3 separate regions of the Homo sapiens genome follow, and regions 2 and 3 are each linked to region 1. Evidence: chromatin loops called from intact Hi-C (ENCODE). Cell type or tissue: sigmoid colon. All regions are shown on one strand.

Evidence for each region. Hi-C counts contacts between places; a loop is a spot of excess contacts. Peaks named below come from ENCODE experiments on the same cell type or tissue, not always from the same donor. Only the 100,000 strongest peaks of a DNase experiment are listed, where the experiment ranks them.
Region 2: it touches region 1 in a loop (5-fold over the local background); 42 of 110 quality-filtered maps call a loop at or near these places.
Region 3: a loop joins it to region 1, with 3 times the contacts of the local background. A loop is called at or near these places in 9 of 110 quality-filtered maps.

The regions. Positions count from the first base shown.
Region 1 is chr19:53,193,110-53,198,109 of GRCh38, forward strand. ZNF665 (zinc finger protein 665) reads right to left here and starts at 249. Exons shown (of 4, transcript NM_024733.5): 1 at 203-249. LOC124904792 (zinc finger protein 480-like) reads left to right here and starts at 3,992. Exons shown (of 5, transcript XM_047439805.1): 1 at 3,992-4,153. The coding sequence starts at 4,127. RefSeq lists an enhancer at 65-214 and a silencer at 3,893-3,962. In sigmoid colon, CTCF peaks have their summits at 2,369 and 2,569; DNase peaks (open chromatin) are centred at 282, 2,352 and 3,902; H3K4me3 peaks cover 2,248 bases; H3K27ac peaks cover 682 bases.
Region 2 is chr19:53,518,098-53,523,097 of GRCh38, forward strand. It overlaps a transcript of ZNF331 not described here. Among named protein-coding and RNA genes, the nearest start is that of ZNF331, 18 kb to the right of the region's middle. RefSeq lists enhancers at 1,627-2,401, 2,402-3,175, 2,666-2,865, 3,176-3,949. In sigmoid colon, no CTCF peak of the experiment used is centred here; DNase peaks (open chromatin) are centred at 1,564 and 2,764; H3K4me3 peaks cover 1,696 bases; H3K27ac peaks cover 1,035 bases.
Region 3 is chr19:53,867,274-53,872,273 of GRCh38, forward strand. MYADM (myeloid associated differentiation marker) reads left to right here and starts at 610. Exons shown (of 3, transcript NM_138373.5): 1 at 610-670; 2 at 2,481-2,565. MYADM-AS1 (MYADM antisense RNA 1) reads right to left here and starts at 1,834. Exons shown (of 3, transcript NR_184033.1): 1 at 1,636-1,834. RefSeq lists enhancers at 1-390, 1,500-2,413, 2,414-3,327 and a silencer at 2,166-2,225. In sigmoid colon, a CTCF peak has its summit at 2,327; DNase peaks (open chromatin) are centred at 468, 998, 1,428, 2,228 and 2 weaker places; H3K4me3 peaks cover 3,800 bases; H3K27ac peaks cover 3,781 bases.

The sequences.
Region 1 (5,000 bases):
CGAAAGACCGCGGGCAGGACCAGCCTGTGTGATTTTAACCCAAAGCGATGCGACCCCCAGAGTCTCGCGGCAAAGTCTGAATTTACATGGAATGGAGGGAGCCGTGCGGGGACTTTAAGGGCTATACGAACCCCCGGACATCGGGTACGGAGGAGCAGGGGACTCCGAAACGCAGGTTTAATCTAGATAGAGGGAAACTCACGCGGCGACTAACAGCCTTCACTCCAAGAGATCTGCTTCCGGGTTTGCAAGAAACTGCCCGCGCAGTAGGCAAAGGGGCGGGTTGCGGTGGGGAAAGGCCAGGCGTTGGGAGGGACTGAGAGCATAGGGTGGGCGGGGCCGGGGCGGGGCCTGAACCCTGGAGGCGGAGGTTGCAATGAGCCGATATCGCGCCATTGCACTCCAGCCTGGGTGACAGAGTGAGACTTCGTCTCTCCCAAAAAAAAAAAAAAACAAAACTTAGGCTATCTAAAAGTTTAACCAATGGCCAGTAATATAAGCAATCATGCATATGTAATGAAGGCGCCATAACAACCCAAAAGGAGAGGATTCAGCGGAGCTTCTGGATAGGTGAACACTGGGAGGCTCCTGCAGCGTGGTGCACCCAGGGAGGGCACCAAGGCTCAACGCCCCTTCTCCCATGCCTCACCTCACTGATCCCTTCCATCTGGCTGTTCTTCTGTCAACTTTGTAATATCCTTTATAATACGTAAATCTATGTAAAGTGTTTCCCTGTATTTTGTGAGCCACTCTAGCAAATTCGTTGAACCTGAGGAGGGGGTCAAGGGACTCCTGGATTTATATCTGATCTGTAAGCACAAGTCACAACCTCTGCTTGAGACTGGCATTGAAATGTGTGCACTATTGTGGGACTGAGCCCTCAACGTGTGGGATCTGATGCCATGTCCCGGCAAAATGGAACGGAATGAGAGAACACGCACCTGGTGTCTGTGGCAGGATTGCTTGCTTGGTGTGTGTGGGAAAACCCAGTACCTCTGGGCTAACTGTAGCATTCTGTGTTGTGAGAGAACAGTAGAAGAAACTGAATCAGTGTTTCCTATATTCTTAAATACGAATATGTGAGGTTTGTTGTTGTTTTTTTTTTTTTTTTTTTTTTTTTAGACAAGAGTCTTGCTCTTGTCGCCCAGGCTGGAATGCAATGGCATGATCTCGGCTCACTGAGCCACCGCCCCAGCGTGAAGGCATTTTTGAGCAAGTTATGTCTCCCTAATTCTGTTTTATTGTACTTTTCCCTAAGTAGTTATAATAGCCTCTAAATCTGTGTGGAGTTTTCAGTTTTGTGGACAATACAATAAATAGACAAATAAAAACCCAAACACAAGCTGATCTCTATAGAAGTGTTAGATATTATTTTCAACACACTAAGTGATACTCCGTATCTAGATAAGCTAAAGCACGAATGATGTCTTCTGAGGTGACAAGGTCCACAGTGGCTTTACAGAAACACTGGCCAGAAGTAAAAACTGTGATGATAATGGCAATAGCAATGACTGACTTTTCTGAACACTATGTGCAAGGCATTATTCGGAATACTTTACCTGTATTAACTCAAATAACAACATAATAGCCCATGAGAAAAAGATCTTTTCCTATCTTACTAGGAAACAACTGTGTCGGCCGGGCGCTGTGGCTCACGCCTGTAATCCCAGCACTTTGGGAGGCCGAGCTGGGCGGATCACGAGGTCAGGACCGGATCACGAGCCGGGCGGATCACGATGGTCACCAGGAGACCATCCTGGCTAACACGGTGAAACCCCGTCTCTAATGATAATACAAAAAAATTAGCCGGGCGTGGTGGCGGGCGCCTGTAGTCCCAGCTACTCTACTCGGGAGGCTGAGGCAGGAGAATGGCGTGAACCCGGGAGGCGGAGCTTGCAGTGAGCCGAGATGGCGCCCCTGCACTCCAGCCTGGGCGAGAGCAAGACTCCGTCTCAAAAAAAAGAAAAAGAAAGAAACTGTCACAGATACGCTAAGAAACTGGCCTAAGGTCCAAGAGCTAGAAATGACAGAGCAAGCCCCGAACCCAGGCATCTAAGAATTACAGTTAGGCTGAGAGCAGTGGCTCACACCTGTAATCCCAGCACTTTGAGAGCCTGAGGCAGGAGGGGTGCTTGAGCCCAGGAGTTCAAGACCAGCCTGGGCAATATAGTGAAACCCCATCTCAACAAAATAAAGACAAAACAAAAACAAAAAACCCCTCAACAATTACAATTAAACCTAAAGAATCAGTTAAGTAACAGAAGTACCATCAAAAGTGACAGGATGCCAGGTCAGGGAAACCATTGAGAACAAAGGCAAGCAACATAAACGAGAGTCTGCAGTAACGCAGGCAGACACTAGGTGGAGAACCAGACCACAGCTTACCATGAAAACACAGGGACTGCAGAATTGCAGACTGTCAACAGGAGCTCTCCTGAAGAAAAACTGGCAAACCTTCTCAGGTAACTACAAGCAAAAGCCCAGAGACGACACATTCCCAGAAAAGGCTTCAGAGGTTTCCAGAATCTCTAGTCAGGCTGAATAGAGAAGGTCCTCCCTGAAGGAAGCCAGAAATAAAAAAGTAGGACTGGTTGATTAGTGAAATGCTGAGGTGCCAAGATAACAAGACATTCAAGGAGAAAAGGAAACATGATCCACACAAAGGAACAAATGAAACCACCACAAACTGACACTAAAGAAATGAAGATGTGTGAATTATCAGACAAAGAATTGAAAATAAGAGTCACAAGATGGTCAATGAATTAAGAGGAGAGCACACATAGACAACCACAGGAAATCAGGAAAACAAGATATGAGCAAAATGAGACTATCAATAGAGAGACAGAAGCTATAAAGGAAAAACAGAGAAATTTTAGAGCTGAAAAATGTAATCAGAAACGCAGAACACAGAGCCTTGGTGCTCAATGCTGCACACAGATTACAACGCCCTGGGCCACCGTAGTTATTATTGAGGGTAGATCCCAACCTGACCATGGGAATAGGAATCTTGGGCAAAAGAAAGTTGAAATGGTTAAACTTATACGTTAATACGTTAAAATACGTTAAAAGGTATTTTTGCCAGCGAATGGGACAGAAGTTGAAATGGTTCACGTTGAAATGGTTATTACTGCCAGCAGGTAGGACAGAAGAGCTGCTAGTGAGACTGAAGCAACTCTGGGTGGGGATCTGGCATCTCTGGGGGTGTCGGTTTGGGGTAGATTGAATCCAGGAAAGTTTCTGCAATTTGAATTAATTTAAGCAACTTAACTAAAAAGCCCTGAAAATGTCTGTGAAGGGTATGCAAACTAGAATGTGAAATGCAAAACTCTGCCTGGGCAGAATGTGTAAGTAATTTCAAGTCACCTCTCAACAGAACTTAATGCAATCCCCTCCACATTCTACACCCATTCACCATGGAGGGAGAGAGTCAGCCCTGTGCACAGTTGCAGAGATTTTCATATGGTAAATACCTGGGGTGTGGAGCGAGGAGGGCTAATACCGGTGATATTAACTCTTGCTTTAGAAAAAGCAGTAACTTTTTAAAAATAGTTGAGCAACTTAAGTTTGCAACTTAGGAAAACATCTTACTTTCCAACAGAGATGGCCCACATAACTCTAAGGGTTTACCTTAAAATTGAGACATTAACTTAAAATAAGCAGAAAGCAAAACTGCTCCGCAGGACACGAAATAGACTTGTGTTCCCAAACCCAGAAAATAGGGACGCTCTGGGTACCAGGTGGCTGGAAACGCAGGCTCCCACCCGCCTTCCTTAGGTCCCTCCCGGCCCCGCCCCCTGCCTGTCCAGGCCCCGCCCCACCCTTCGCGTTTTCTCCCCAGCCCACTCCCTGTGCCGGTCACGCCCCGCCTAGGCCCCGCCCCTAGGCCACCTCAGTCCCCTCCGGCCCCGCCCCCTGCCGGTCTCTCCCTGGCCAGGCCCCGCCCCTTCCCCGCCCCCAGACCGCCCAGTCTCCGCTGCGAGCGGTTTTCTGTAGACCCGGAAGCGGATCGCGGGGAGTGAAGGCTGCGCCGCCGAGCCTGAGTTTCGCTCTCTCTAGATTAAATCTGCGCTTCGCAGTCCCCCTTCTTCCATCCCCCGGGTCTGGAGGGGTCCCTACAGATCTTAAAATGACCACACCGCGCCCTCCACCCCAGGTAAATTCTGACGTTGCTGTGAGAATGCGGAGATCGCTTTCCCTTTGGGTTAAAGTCGCTCTAAGCCTACTTCCTGAATCTGGTCTTTCTGCTTTGCGCTAGGTAAACATGGCCTTTCGTGTCTTTTGCTGCCTAAAATCCTTTACCGATTTTTCTTCCCGCCACGCGGGAGGGCACTTTTTTTTTTAAGACGGAGTCTCGCTGTGTCGCCCAGGCTGGAGCGCAGTGGCGCGATCTCGGCTCACTGCAAGCTCTGCTTCCCGGGTTCACGCCATTTTCCTGCCTCAGCCTTCCAAGTAGCTGGGACTACAGGCGCCCGCCACCACGCCCAGCTAATTTTGTTGTATTTTTTTTAGTAGAGACGGGGTTTCACCCGTGTTTGCCAGGATGGTCTCCATCTCCTGACCTCGTGATCCGCCCGCCTCGGCCTCCCAAAGTGCTGAGATTACAGGCGTGAGCCACCGCGCCCGGCCGGGAGAGCACTTTTTAGAGCCCTCACCTGCAAGGTGGATTCAGGTCTATCCGGTTCTCCAAGACCTGCCCTTGTCGGCCCCTGGTGCGCAGCGCTGCAGCCTCAGTCCGGAGGGGCCGCGTCCTTACTTGGTTCTGGGATTCTGCAGACCCCACCCCTGTCCTAAGGTGCCACCTTTGTCTTTCTCACCCGAAATCTTTCTCAGGAAGGGCCTTCAGCTCCCAAGCCCCTCTAGGCAGTCACCTCCCATGGTGGGAAGGTGAGCTGGGCTTGTCCTGTGACACTCATGGTGGAGGAGGTGACCTAGGCCTGTTCGGTGACACCCAGTATGCTTTTTTTTTTTTTTTTTTTTGAGAATGAGTCTCCCCCTCTGTT
Region 2 (5,000 bases), 320 kb after region 1:
TAGGTGGACACCATGCAATTGGCTGCCAGCTCAGGTAGAACACAGAAGGCAGAAGAAGGTGGGATACCTTTGCTTGCTGAGTCTTCTGGCTTTCATCTTTCTCCCGTGCTGGATGCTTCCTTCTGCTTCTCCTGCCCTTGGACATCAGATTCCAGGTTCTTTGGTCTTTGGACTCTTAGACTTACACTGGTGGTTTGCCGGGGGCCCTGTGGCCTCTGGCCACAGGCTGACGACTGCACAGTTGGCTTCCTTGCTTCTGAGGCTTTTGGACTTGAACTGAGCCACTACTGGCTTCTTTTTTCCTCAGCTTGCAGATGGCCTATCATGGGACTGGGCCTTGTGATCGTCTAAGCCAATTCTCCCTAATAAACTTCCTTTCCTATAGACATATATCCTATTAGTTCTGTCTCTCTGGAGAACCCTGACTAATACAAGGCAATTCTCTTTGGTACTGCCCCTTCACTTGGTAGTCAGAGCCATAGACACGCAGGCTCAAGCCACTTCACAAGTCAGTCAATATTGCAAACCATACATAGTAGTGTACTTAATCAATATATATAAATGTTATAGATTAAACATTTCACAATAAACAAAGTAATGTTTAACATCAAGAGAAAAGAGATAGGAGAAAAGGGTTAACAAGTCAGTCCAAGGAGAGTAACAAAACCCTTGGTCAGGGCTGGGCAGGCCCATTGGTCTTGCAAGAAGTCTTTGAGGCTTCAGCAGCAGATGCCAAGTGCTCATCACAAATGACAGCAGGACGGTTGCAGTTAAGATGGTTATTTCAAGCCACTGAAGCCTTGCTCCTTTTATGGCCACAGAGTCCTCTGGGGAGGACAGATGGTGGAAGAATGTGCTTGTTTATATCCTTATCTGGTTGGATGCAGTCTTTATTATTTATTTATTAAGCAAAACATCTTGTCCCTGTTGGCAAAGTGCCCTGTGGAATGCAAGATGGAGTCTTTTTCTAAGATGGAGTTACTTATGTCAAGGGTACTCTATACAGTAGTCTTACCCACACGTTCATAGAAACATACAATCTCATCCATGTCATAATGAAGGCCAAAAACCTCACAGGCGCCCTCCCTTACCTGAGCTCCAGGAGGCTCCCTGATGAGTCCACACAATCACAAATCCAGTCACACCCACCAATGATTCTCTCCCAACAACAGCATATATTTTTTAGGGCAAAGCATCTCACACCCCAGTGTTTGTCTAAATTGCACCATTTCGGAAGCCCCCTGCTCTTTTGCAGACCTTGGTCAAAGTGAAACATTTCACAGGGGTTCAGGCAGTGAGAAATATCCTGCCTAACCACCTGACCACAAGGCGAACAAAGACCCAATTAAAGAAACATTCTCATCATGTCCTACTGGGCAAAGGCCCAACTACAAAAACCATCCCTATCATATCTTTCTTGGCAAAGGTCCAAGGAACATCCTGATGAGATCCCACCGGAAAAAGGGCCAAACCGCCTGATCATAAGAACATCTTGTCAATATCCTGCCGGGCAGCAAGCCATACAGCCCAGGCCTCTCCCGCCCATACCAAGGTAACACTCACAGAGACATCTGAAGAGCCAGGCAGTGCTCCCAAGTCTGGGACAGCATCAGAGAACGAAACGCAAAGTCCTGCCCTTACAGAGAGAGCCTTGGCACAGACCCAGTCAGGACCAGGTCACTCCCGTGGAACCTACTCAAGGTCCCTACACACATGCCTGGAGCTCCCCAATCTACTGGGGGGTGGGGGAAAGGGCAGTGCTGAAACGTCCCCAAAATCTCACATGTAAACACCCTACCTAACACTTTCTAGAGGCATTTCCAGCTCGGGGCTGTATTTCCAAGAACGCTCTGGAGGCACAGCTCTTTTCTAAGGAGGGCCATGTTGCATGCTGGGAAATTTTTGAACTTTTCCCAAATCACAGCTTTTAAGCTTTCCGGGCTTATTATTATTATTATTATTATTTTGAGACATTGTTTCACTCTTATCGCCCAGGCTGGAGTGCAGTGGTGTGATCTCGGCTCACTGCAACCTCTGCCTCCTGGGTTCAAGCGATTCTCTTCCCTCAGCCTCCCAAGTAGCTGGGATTACAGGCACACACCACCACGCCTGGCTAATTTTTGCATTTTTAGAGCGATGGGGTTTCACCATGTTGGGCAGGAGGGTCTCGAACTCCTGATCTCAGGTGATATACCCGCCTCGGCCTCCCAAAGTGCTGAGATTACAGGCGTGATTTCTGGTCGTTTCAGACTACATTTCCTTCCCAGAAGGACGCGGGGACACGCCTTCCCTATGGACGGATCCCAAATGCAAGTTGTAAGCAATTATAACTGTAGGCCCCTAGAGCCTGAACCACTTTTCCCAGGAATTTTTTGTGGTGCGCCTTAGGAGCAAGCAAAGTTTCAGGGCAGGAGAAGGCCGACAGGGCTTCCAGCATTTGAAGATTCTGCCAGTCTGAAATACGCTTTCCCAGAAGTCTATGGGGGGTGCAGCTGCTCTAACAGTGGGAGGAGACACCGACGAAAAGCATTCTGACGGCCGCGCTTCCAGCGCTAAGGATTCCCGCGTAGTGAGCATTTCCCAGAGGTCTCTGGGGCATGGCTCCATTAGGGCCGTGTGCAGTTGCCTGCAGGGAAACACTGATGGGCGCCCTTCCAGATACGTCGATTCCCGGGTTATGAGCTACATTTCCCAGAAGCCCTCAAGGCAGGACGCCCTTAGGGTCGCGTAGAGTTGCATGCTGGGAAATCCTGACAGCCGCTTCCAACTCTGTGGATTTCCGGGTTATGGACTACATTTCCCAGAGGCCTCTGGGTCACGGCTCCATTTGCGCCGTGTAGAGTTGCATGCTGGGAAACACTGACGGGCGCCCTTCCAGCTGCGTCGAAGCTTCTCTGGTTTCGCATTACATTTCCCAGAGGGCCTTGGGGCACAGTCCAATGAGGAGCGAGCCGGGTGGCCGGCTGAGGGGCGTGCTTCATGCTCGCGGGATTTTTAAAAATGGTTTCTCCTGGATCTTATCCCAACTGCGCCTGAGACCTTGTTTCACCTCCTGATGTGCTGGGTGTGGTTAGGCCTCGAGCCGGGAGCTATTTGCCTCCCAGGAGGAAGCCAGGGCAGGGTTCCGCGGGGAATGGCGGTGAGGGAGCCACTCGGGACGCGGAGGCCCTAAAATGAAGAAGCTTCGGCCTGAGGCTTCGGGAGCGGCGAGCAGGGAAGTGGGAGTGTGTGTGAGTGTGTGTGTGTGTGTGTGTGTGTGTGTGTGAATAAGCCAGAGGCTGCCTGGTGGGGCCCCGCCGTGGCCCAGTGACTGAGATAATTGTCTTCGTCTGTGGGGTAATGCGAACAAGCCCCGTTCCCCTAAGCCGTGATGCATGCGGGGTTGACGCGGCCGGGCTCTGTCCCCATAAACTGTGACACAGGTGTGTGTAGACGTCTATGAGGGCCATAGCGCCGGGCTGTAAGGGCATCTGTAGGGGTGACGCAGCCGGGCTGTGTCTCTGCACCTCCGTTCTGTGCGAGGTCAATGCTGGTGGGGTCTGCAGAGGTGGCACGGCCAGGACGGGTCTCCGTGTCTCTGAAATGTGCCTTTGCACTTCTGTCAGGTTGACAGGGACAGGCAGTGTCCCTCTGGTGTGAGCGTCTGTGGGTGTGAAAGGGCCAGCGAGTGTGCGGCTGTGACTGGTCGGGATCGGGCCTGGGTGCATGGCCTTTTGAGTGAGCACAGGTGTGTGCGACCATGTCACCTGTCTTTCTAGTGTCTCCGTTGCTTCCTGTGCCTTGGCCTTCCAGCCATGTGGTACCTGCTAGGGAGCAGTGGTCCCAAAGTGACGTGAGAGGCTCTACGCTATTGTGAAAATGACCAAGAAGAAGGCTTCACAAGTCACGAGATGGCAGTTTTGGAGCCAGAAGTGCTCTCCGTGCACACTACCTGGACGACAAGAGGAAGTAACCTCAAGAATAGAATTCCTTTTGGGGAAGAAAGAGGTACCTGACATGGGAGGCGGGGAGGTGGTGAGAGGGGCAGCTCCATGTTTCAGAACCCCAGTTCCTAGAGTTTTCCAGCATTTCTCTGAAAAACTCACATGCCTGTGCCCTCTTATTTCTGATTGATTTTAACTGTGGTCTGGGGACAAGTGTGCCCTATTTTCTTTCTTTGTTTTTTTTTTTTTTGAGACAGAGTCTTGCTCTGTCGCCCAGGGCTGGAGTGCAGTGGTGCGATCTCGGTTCCCAGGTTCAAGCGATTCTCCTGCCTCAGCCTCCCAAGTAGCTGGGACCACAGGCGCACGCCACCATGCCCAGCTAATTTTTGTATTTTTAGTAGAGACGGGATTTCACCATGTTGGCATAGGTGATCTCGATCTCTTGACTTCATGATCCGCCCCCGTCGGCTTCCCAAAGTTCTGGGATTACAGTTGTGAGCCACCGCGCCTGGACGTGTGCGCTATTTTCTAACGTAGCTTGTGATCCAGAAAGGTCCTGGTGCCTCATTCTTATCTTCCTTTTCCCCTCCGGCCAGCTGGCCTTCAGGAAAAGCATCCCGGAGGAGGAAGAAGAAGTGTTATATGTCCTAAAGTAAGGTTTCAGGTGAGTTAGCTTTTTGTTCATTCAATGATTTGTATTTATACAACTTAAGACTATTTACTTTCCTTGGGCCCATTTCTTCCCAAATAGTCATTTATCCCACTAATTCCTCCCCAAGGGATGTGACAGGGCGGTGCAGGTCATTCCTCCGTGTATACTCCATTGACCTACCCTCTTCTAAAATGTCTAAAAATTGTCTAAGAATCTGATGGTACAGAAGAGATTAATTCTAACACTTTATATTACAGTGTGGTTTGGTAAGGAAGGGATTTATTTTTGGGTGGAAGGAAACACCAGATATCTTTGGTCTTTTGTTTATTTTTTATTATTGTAGTTATTTTTTAACATGGTTAATTTTTTAAATTTTTATATAATTGGCAAATGACAAATTGTATTTATTGTGTATATGTTTTTAT
Region 3 (5,000 bases), 670 kb after region 1:
AATACTGCTCTCAATTCTGCTCTCCCTCAGGGCTCCAAGAGACAGAGATCCTAGCCCCCCCATTGAACTGAGGGGCCTGGTCCCCCAATCCGCTGCGACCCAGGTGTCTAAGGTTTCATCCGGCAAGGAAGGGGTGGGGGCGGAACAGACCAGGAAGGAGGGGGTAGGAAGGGAGCGGAAGAAAGGAGTGAGGTGAGACGGGGGCGGGGACCTGAGCTGGGGGGCTCTGCACTAAACAAACCCTAAACATGCGGGGTTTCTATGGTAACGGTCTTCCCTGGCCTACCCGGGAGACTCCTCTAGGGCTGTGTCGAGGAGGGCAGCCCCCAGGAGTCTCCACGCCGCCAGCTGTTGTGTCTTCCTGTTTTGTCACCACGGCAACCGTGACCTCAGCCCTCCACCCTGCTCACTGGGGTGGGGCGGGAGCTCCACGCTACTTTTACTCTGGGGGGCGTGGTCTGCTCTTGGCCCCGCCTCGGGGCGGGGCTGGGATAGCCCAGACTCGGGGAAGTCCCTGTCCACCGCCCTAGCCGGAGCTGCGCCCCGCCCCGGCCCCGCCCCCGTCCCGCCCGCGCTGGCTCCCCAGCCCTCCAACCCCACCCAGCCCTCAGACCCTTCCAGCTGCCGCTGTCGTCTTTGCTTCAGCCGCAGTCGCCACTGGCTGCCTGAGGTGAGGTTGTGGGGACCCCAGAGGGCATAAGCAACAGTCTAGGGTCTTTATGGCCAGAGAGAGGAATGGGCTGGGTCTCAGAATGTCTGGGTCCCTAGAAAGACTGGGGCTGGGCCAGGATTCTTGGGGTTCTGCAGAGGAGAGGGCTGAGGACCTGGACTGTGGAGGTCATACGTCTGGAAGAGTGGGGAAGGGGACCTGGACTCCGGGGTCTGAGGGAGGAGGGGCTGGGGGTCTGGACTCCCGGGTCCGAGGCAGGAGGGGCTGGGGGGTCTGGACTCCTGGGTCCGAGGGAGGAGGGGCTGAGGGCCTGGACTCCTGGGTCTGAGGGAGGAGGAGCTGGGCCTGGACTCCTGAGTCTGAGGGAGGAGGGGCTGGGTCTGCGGGAGTAGAGAGATGGGGACTCGTAGGTGCCCTAGTTGGAGGCTGGAATCTGGTACGTGGAGGTCCTTTAGGAGGGGAAGCGCTTAGGGTTAGGTGTCCTGGGTTTGGGAATGAGAATGGAAGGAATTCAGAATTACTGACCCCTCCCCATCCAGGGGACAGACAGAATCGGAACTTTGGGCTCCTGAAAGGCCGAGGGAGGGGGGTGTTAAGATCCAGCCCCGTGCTTCCGAAGTGCAGAAGGAGCTGGGAAAGGAGGAGAAGACAGGGCTGCGTCCCGCACCTCTGGGTGCCGAGAGCCGAAGCTGGGGTTCCGGGGCCCGATTCTCAGCGTGAGCGATGGGTGTGGCGTCTGGAGTGGACGAGGGAGGACACTGAGGGGCTGGGTGTGGCCCGGAGAGTCGGGTGCGCTGCGAGGAATCCCGGAGGGGTGTTTCCTCACCCTCCAGGGTCTGGCTGCGCATTCCTGAGCTCTGATCTCGGGCGATGGCTGGAGGCCCTAAGGGCGGGGTGGACCCCTCCCCTCCCCTCCCCTCGGCGCGCCCCCCTCCCCTGCGCGCCCCCCTCCGCGGCTAGCCCACCTTCCGCGGGGGACAGAATGAGTGACGCCCTCGCTCGTCCTCCTCCCCTGCTTGGGACGGGGCAGTAGCCCGCCTTCTAGAGCACGGGACGCTGGGCCAGTCCCGATTTCCTTCTCCTTCGAGGGTCCTGGAGGGGCGTGGGGGCAGGCAGTGTCTGGCTCCGGGTGGAGCCTCCCAGGTGCTCCCGCAAGCCCCGAATGGCGATTAGGGAGGCCGTGGGAGGCGTAGCTGGGCCTCGGGCCTGACGCCAGCACCGCGTGCAGTTTCCGGCCTGGAGCCTGAGCCCCTCAGAGGCCCGGGTCCCTGCCCACTCCGGTCTTAGAGATGCTCTTGGGGGGGCTCTCAGCCCATGTTTATAGGGATCCAGAAATGCAGGCCTCCAACCCTGAGAGTCGGGGTCCCCACCCCCCGGAAATCCGGGAGAGGGCGGGCAGCCCCGGAGGCGGGCGGGGGTCCGGGCACCGCCTCCTGGTCCCTGACACATTCCAGATGCCTGGGCCGACTCGAAGCCCTTATAAGGCGCGGAGACACCGGCTCTGGCTGGGCCGCCCGCCTCCACAGCCGCCGCCCAGGGTTCTCCCGCCACTGCCGCCCGCACCCCCGCCCCCGCGGGGTTAAGATCACACACGCGCCCACGCCGGCCCGCGGGGCGTGCACTTTCGCTGGGTTCCGTCCGCCGCAGCCCAAACAGTTAACTGAACGGGGAGGGGAGGGGGCGGGGCTTACCCGGGGTCACCGCCAGGGCCCTGCTGGGTTCCACGCCACGTTCCTGTCTCCGCAGGGCGTTCGATCCCTAGAGGGAGGAGCCTGTCCAAACGGACGCTAACGGCCTACCTCCCCCTCAGGTGCTCTTACAGCCTGTTCCAAGTGTGGCTTAATCCGTCTCCACCACCAGATCTTTCTCCGTGGATTCCTCTGCTAAGACCGCTGGTGAGTAGGCAGCGGGCCTGGACTCCGGGGTCCGAGGGAGGAGGGGCTGGGGGCCTGGACTCCGGGGTCCGAGGGAGGAGGGGCTGGGGGCCTGGGCTCCTCGGTCCGAGGGAGGAGGGGCTGGGGGCCTGGGGGCCTGGGCTCCTGGGTCCGAGGGAGGAGGGGCTGGGGGCCTGGGCTCCTGGGTCCGAGGGAGGAGGGGCTGGGGGTCTGGACTCCGGGGTCCGAGGGAGGAGGGGCTGGGGTCTGGACTCCTGGGTCCGAGGAAGGAGGGGCTGGGGTCTGGACTCCTGGGTCCGAGGAAGGAGGGGCTGGGGGCCTGGGCTCCTGGGTCCGAGGGAGGAGGGGCTGGGGTCTGGACTCCTGGGTCCGAGGGAGGAGGGGCTGGGGTCTGGACTCCTGGGTCCGAGGGAGGAGGGGCTGGGGGCCTGGACTCCGGGGTCCGAGGGAGGAGGGGCTGGGGGCCTGGACTCCGGGGTCCGAGGGAGGAGGGGCTGGGGTCTGGACTCCTGGGTCCGAGGGAGGAGGGGCTGGGGGCCTGGGCTCCTGGGTCTGAGGGAGGAGGGGCTGGGGGCCTGGGCTCCTGGGTCTGAGGGAGGAGGGGCTGGGGTCTGGACTCGTGGGTCTGAAGGAGGAAGGATTAGGTCCTGGGCTCCTAGATCCTGGGAGAAGGACCAGGAAGCTTGGGCTCCAAGGAATAGGGTCCCAGACACTGAGGTATCTGAGGAAGAAGCGAGTCCAGGCCCTGGCTCCTTTGTCTCAGGGAGCTGCTGTCCTGCGACTGCCACGAAGAGGTTAAGGCCTGTGCTACTGCCCTGCAAAGTGCCTGAAGCTGAAAGGAGGAAGTTACTTTCCTGTGGCTAGGAGAGGCCTTGGGTTTAGTCCTGTGGCTGCGTTGAGACAGTTTACAGCCTAAGGAAAGAACTGGGCACCTGGTTTCTAAGAGGACGGGCACTTGATTCCTGGGGGCCATTAGGACAAGGAGGTGGAAGCTGTAGGTTTTGCAAGGACTAAAGAAGCAAATTGGTTTTCTGGAGTCTGGGGCATCTGGGATCCTTCAGGCTAAGGGTCCAGGGCCAGAGGTCTGACCCCTTATAACAGGACGGTGATGGCCAGGCGCAGTGGCTCATGCCTGTAATCCCAGCACTTTGGGAGGCCAAGGCGGGCGGATCACTTGAGGTCAGGAGTTTGAGACCAGCCTGGCCAACATGGCGAAACCCCATCTCTACTGAAAATACAAAAATTAGCCGAGCATGGTGGCACACACCTGTAATCCCAGCTACTCAGGAGGCTGAGGCAGGAGAATCGCTTGAATCCGGGAGGCGGAGGTTGCCGTGAGTCAAGATCGCACCATTGCACTGCAGCCTGGGTGACAGAGCGACTCCATGTAAAAAAAACAACAACCAAAAAACAGGATTGTGAGGCCTAGAGAGAGTTCAGTGGAAGGGCCTGGGGTTCCTACTGGACAGTTGGAAATCTGGGGAGCTGAGTTTCCCAGAAGCTGGGGGACCAGCTGGCTGGGTTTTGGGGAGAGAAGGTGGAGGTAGATGGACTCAGTATGCAGGAGTGTGGAGGGGGAGGCTCAAACTAGCTTTTTTGGGTTGCAGTACTCCAGTCCTAAATCTCAGGTGGGAGTTAGACTGAGAGTGAAGGTTGCTAATCTCCAAGGTGGGGGGTAGGGAGAGGAGGAGGCCGCTAAGAGTTTAGGCTCCTTGTCAGAAGGGAGGGGAGATCTCTTGGTTTTCCACGGCTGGGATCTCTATGAGAAGATATCCTTTATCGGGAGGTCGGAGCTCTTATTAGATGTGGGTCCCTGAGAGTGGAAGCCTGGGGAGGTTGGGCCGTTTAGAGGCTGCAAATGTCTAGGTCACTGTTCGATGGAAGAAGGAAGTTTGCTCACAGGGTCTGGGGTGCAGAGCTCTGAATACTGAAAGAAAAGGAAGTTGAGAGATGGGGTTTTCAGAGCCTGTGGAAGACAAGCGTTTTGTTCTGACACTTGGGTTGTGGCAGGAGGCAGAAGGAGGATGCTTTATTTTTTATTTATTTTATTTATTTTTATTATTTTATTTTATTTTTTGAGATGGAGTTTCACTCATGTCACCCGGGCTGGAGTGCAGTGGCGCAATCTCGGCTCACTGCAACCTCCACCTCTAGGGTTCAAGCGATTCTCCTGCCTCAGCCTCCCAAGTAGCTGCGATTACAAGCGCCCACCACCACACCCAGCTGATTTTTGTATTTTTAGTAGAGACGGGGTTTCACCATGTTGGTCAGGCTGGTCTTGAACTTCTGACCTCAAGTGATCTGCCAGCCTCGGCTTCCGAAAGTGCTGGGATTACAGGCATGAGCCACTGCGCCCAGATTATTTTATTTTTTTTGAGGCGGAGTGTGGCTCTGTGGCTCAGGCTGGAGTGCAGGGGTTCTATCTTGGCTCACTG